2 separate regions of the Homo sapiens genome follow, and region 1 is linked to region 2. Evidence: chromatin loops called from intact Hi-C (ENCODE). Cell type or tissue: dorsolateral prefrontal cortex. All regions are shown on one strand.

Region 1 (2,500 bases), 100 kb before region 2:
TGGGGTTTCATCATGTTGGCCAGGCTGGTCTCGAATTCCTGGCCTCAAATGATCCGCCCACCTCGGCCTCCCAATGTGGTTGGATTACAGGCTGAGCCACCGTGCCAGGCCGAGAAAATGCTTTTAGGTGGAATTATCATGAGGGTTCATCACGCAGTCCTGCATCCTTAAGGCATACTGGCCTAACATAAGCATGGGCGCATGTGAGTGGAAAGTGCATAAAACACAGCCAAGTCCATATTCTACGCAGAGCAGGCCTCCTACTGTTAACACATGTGCACTGGAGTCTACCTACCCTCACAGGCCTGGATGTTACTATAGCTCTGTTTTCTCAGTATGCTTCCTCTTCAAATCCTCTGTAACCACAGATGGCTGCTGCCAAAAACCTGGATGAAAATCACAGAGATGACCCAGTGCAGCGCCATCTTTATGACTGAACCAGTTGAGGTACCTCCTGGGTAGTATTTACATGATGCAAAACATGCTCAAGCATCGCCAGTACTGAAGCTTTTCAAGGTTTCATGGTGGCAGAAGCTAGCCAGTTAATTACACGGAATCTGGGAAGGCAGGTTCTAGTCTCTGTTCTCCCGGTGGATTGTGTCTGATTCAGGGTCAGGTGACTACAATTTCTGAGGCTTGACTGAGAAATGACCGAGGAATCCCATTCATTTGTAAGGGAGAAACAGCCAATAAAAATGTATTCTTGTCTCATCAAAAAGACTTGGTCCAGGGGAAAGCCATGAAGATGGCTATTATACACACCTCCATCCCTCCTTATTGTGGAGGGAAGGGGATGCAATCTGTATAATATCATAGTGTGAAAACTGAAGTTGGGCCCAAGTAGGGCCTGGTCTTTAATCCAATTCTGCCCATAGAAAGGAGAATCTGGGCTGGGTGCAGTGGCTCAAGCCTGTAATCCCACCACTTTGGGAGGCTGAGACAGGTGGATTGCTTGAGCTCGGGAGTTCCAGACCAGCCTGGAAAACATGGCAAAACTCTGTCTCTACAAAAAATACAAAAGTTAGCTAGGTATAGTGGCGTGCACCTGTGGTCCCAGCTACTTGGGAGGCTGAAGTGGGAGGATTTCTTGAGCTGGGAGGTCAAAGCTGCAGTGAGCTGTGATCACACCACAAAACTCCAGGCTGGGTGACAGAGTAAGGCTCTGTCTCCAAAAAAAAGAAAGAAAGAAAGAAAGAAACCTTATAAAGGACCACAGTGCCCCTGGGCCTGCTAGGCTGCCCACAGCTTGGCTCACAAAAGCAGCGTTGTCACTGTGGATGGCCTCAGGCCATGTTGGTCTTTGTACTGTTGCCCAGCCATTTGCAGGGCCAGTGCACTATTCTAAATTTCATTTCAAACAATGAATCCTCAGAGCGTTCATCCCTTCCATTCTGTTATCTACTGCAGTGCAAGGCTGTGGCTCAGAAAGTCTTTAGCTTGGAAGACATCTAGCTCCATTAAAACTGCAGCAATTATGACTACCTGGAGGTGAATAATCTCCTCTTGGCTTTATTTAATGTTCAATACAAAGAAACAGTCACCCCATTAAATTTACCTGCGCTGTGTCTCGCTTTGGATTTTTCAGGTAGTCATTGGTTCTAAACTATCATGTTCAGTATCTTAAGGACCAGACTATATTACTATGGTGAGGCAGACTGGCAGGAAAGCTCTGGGATCTATCTTGAACATTAGAGTTTAATAAAAAGGAAGGCATGAGATAAACTGAAAAATATAAAATAGGAAATCGCTGCAGCAGCATTCTGCATTCTTGAATAGAAAGACTGGAAACCTTAAAGCTACTAAGTCTTTTCAAATGGATAGCTTTAACATAATTCCACTCAAAATCACAACAGAATTCTAAAACTGGACAAGGGAACTCTAAAGCTCTTCTGAACAAAGAAAAATGCATAACGAGAGGAACTCATCATTAAATATAAAGTGGTAATATTAAATGAGTCTTTCTTGCAGTAGGATACTTAACTTTCTTCAGATTTATCATCCCTTTAAAAGGCCTGTTTTGACAAAGGGGCTGGAGCACTTGAATGATTTGTGTCTATGTTTCTAGAGTACCATCAAAACACAGCAATTCTTATCCACTTGTGTCAAGGACTTCTGATGATACTTGTAGGTTATCGAAATGGAAGATTTCCTGTGGACTAGGATTTGGATTCTAAAAATCAGCTTATAGGTTTTCCCTGCAGCTCCAGACAGCTATTCCTCAGTTTTTGCCTCCTCTCTATATTGGAATTAAACAGCTTCCTATGAAGCTTGGAACGTCAACGCTTTCTGCATACTCAACTCCAGTTTCATACTTTTGCAAATCAAGCATTGGTTCTGTGCAGCTGAGTCTATTCCAAAGCGAGTAATAATTTGATTAGTAATTTTTTACAACTCTCTAATCCTGTAGGCTACGGGCTCACCTCTTGCAATCACCTAGTTCCCACCTAGACCCATCCTGCATTCACTGAAGATTCCAGCAGCATTATTCAGGTGCCACTAT
Region 2 (2,500 bases):
TCTGAGTCATCTGACATTTCCTTCTGGAAGCAGAATGTTAAATGAATAAGGAGGAAGGCCATTTGTTTATCTGAAACATAACAATATCCCAAATCTATTTCATTTACTTCTAAAGCTAATGATTCTGCAATCCAATAACTCTAGAGAATTGCACACAGCAGCAATAACCCTCTTATGGAATCAATTTTCTCTGGTTAGGAACAAAGAATTCTCCCCTCCAAAAATCCAACCTGCATTGATTAGTTCATCAGAGCACACTAGGAGGCCCAGCCGGGCTAGAGGCAGGGCAAACACAGTAAGTTGTCTGGGGCCACACCTCCCTAGGAATGTGCACACTCCACGTGGCTGACGCCACTCCACAAGGCACCAGGTACAAGGCAATGATCTGCTCATGCTTAAGTGGCCTGGGAGGGACATACAGGGGGGAAAGGACAGAAAGAGCTAGCTGAGTGAGGGCCACGCAGACAGCGCCCACAGAAGGAGGAACATGTCACAGAGTCGCTCTCTGAATTTTTGCCCACAACTTTGCTGACGGGACTAGCCAGCTATATCTGACCCTATCAGGTATTACCCACTTGTGACATTCATTTCCATGCAAACCTTCTTTATTTGCATGGGGCCTGCCTTTTTTTTTTTTTTTTTTTTTTTGAGACAGAGTCTCACTCTCTCACCTAGGCTGGAGTGCAGGGGCGCCATCTCGGCTCACTGCAACCTCCACCTCCCAGGTTCAAGCAATTCTCCTGCCTCAGCCTCCCGAGTAGCTGGGACTACAGGCATGCACCACAACACCGAGCTAATTTTGGTATTTTTAGGAGAGACAGGGTTTCGCCATGTTGGCCAGGCTGGTCTCGAACTCCTGACCTCAGGTGATCCACCCACCTCAAACTCCCAAAGTGCTGGGATTACAGGCATGAGCCACCGCATCTGGCCAGGCCTAACTTTTTATTACTGTCTTTTATTTATTAATCTTCCTGCAATCGATGCCCTATCTCCCTGTGATGGGTTGAACTGCATTCCTGCAAAAGATGTTGTCTATAAATGTGACCTTTTTTGCAAACAGGGTCTTTGTAAATGATCGAGGTAAGATAAGGTCATTAGGGCAGGTCCCAATTCAATATGATTTTTTCCTTATAAAAAGGAGAAATTTGGACACAGAGACAGGCACACAAGGAAAATACTACGGGAAGACTGGAGTTATGCTACTAGAAGCCAAGGAACCACCAAAAGCTAGGAGAGGGGCTTGGAGCTCATCCTTCCCTGGAGCCTTGAGGAGGCACATGGCCCTGCTGACATCTTGAGGTCAGAATCTTAGAACTACTTTCCAGAAAGTTCTAGCCTCTAGAACTGAGACAATAAATGTCTGTTGTTTAAGCTATTCAAATTGTGATATATTGTTCCCACAGCCCTAGGAAACCAGTTCACTCCCCAGTAAGACTCCAGGGTCCCCCAGAAGCCTGACGGCTGTGGAGCTAGCTTTGAAAGCCAGGACACCCTAGTCACAACACAACCACTAGGGGGAGATGTTGAGGTGATGCAAACCACGGCTGGGGAGCTGGACAAACTGGTGGTTGCCAAGCCTGGCCATGCAGACAAAGCCCCGGTGAAGCTTTTTAGAAATACAGACGTCTAAGCTCCACCCAAAGCCTCCTAAATCAGAACATCAGAAAGTCGAGTGTGACGCGCCACCTGCCAGGCACTGGCCCACAGACCCTCCAAGGACCCTTCCAACTGTGAGGTCCCATTACTGCCACACTGCTGCACCCTCCACCCCCAGCTAGCCCGAGGGGGCTCCATGGATCAGGAGCATCAGCCACCTTGACAGCTTGGGAGACACATACAGTCTTGGGCCCCAACCCAGACCTGCCAAATCATCATCTGCATTTTAACAGGCTCCCGGGGTGAACCGTGCACACATTCAGGTGTGAGAAGCACTTGTAGATTGGATATAAGACATAATCACAGGCCGGGCATGGTGGCTCATGCCTGTAATCCAAGCACTTTGGGAGGCTGAGGCAGGCAGATTACTTGAGGTCAGGAGTTCAAGACCAGCCTCGCCAACATGAGGGATGAACTGGTTACTGTCTTCAACTACAATGACTAGTTTTTTATACCAGAAGGGAAAGAATAAAAGCACAGGGTATTGTCCAATAAACCACAAAGCTCTGACATAGTATGGATGTGTGTTCCCTCCAAATCTCATGTTGAAATGTGAGCCCCAGTGCTGGAGGAGGGCCTGGTAGGAGGGGTTTGGGTCACGGGAGCAGATCCCTCATGAATGGTTTGTTGCCCTCCCCACAGTAATGTGCGAGTTCTCACTCTGTTGGTTCAGGAGAGCACTGGTTGTTTGAAAGATCCTGCTAGTTCTTTTGCTCCTTCGCTTGTCACGTCACACATCTGTTCCCCCTTCACCATCTGCCATGATTGGAAGCTTCTTGAGGCCCTCCCCAGAAGCAGATGCTGGCACTATGCTTCTTATACAGTCTGCAGAACTGAGAGCCAA

Evidence for each region. Peaks named below come from ENCODE experiments on the same cell type or tissue, not always from the same donor. Only the 100,000 strongest peaks of a DNase experiment are listed, where the experiment ranks them.
Region 1: a loop joins it to region 2, with 7 times the contacts of the local background. A loop is called at or near these places in 4 of 110 quality-filtered maps.

The regions. Positions count from the first base shown.
Region 1 is chr17:72,882,985-72,885,484 of GRCh38, forward strand. All of the region lies in intron 5 of SLC39A11 (solute carrier family 39 member 11), which reads right to left. Among named protein-coding and RNA genes, the nearest start is that of SLC39A11, 210 kb to the right of the region's middle. In dorsolateral prefrontal cortex, a CTCF peak has its summit at 1,359; a DNase peak (open chromatin) is centred at 1,267; H3K27ac peaks cover 2,226 bases.
Region 2 is chr17:72,984,783-72,987,282 of GRCh38, forward strand. The region is part of intron 4 of SLC39A11 (solute carrier family 39 member 11); the gene reads right to left. Among named protein-coding and RNA genes, the nearest start is that of SLC39A11, 110 kb to the right of the region's middle. RefSeq lists a silencer at 1,486-1,535. In dorsolateral prefrontal cortex, a CTCF peak has its summit at 1,503 (motif pointing right); a DNase peak (open chromatin) is centred at 1,549; H3K27ac peaks cover 471 bases.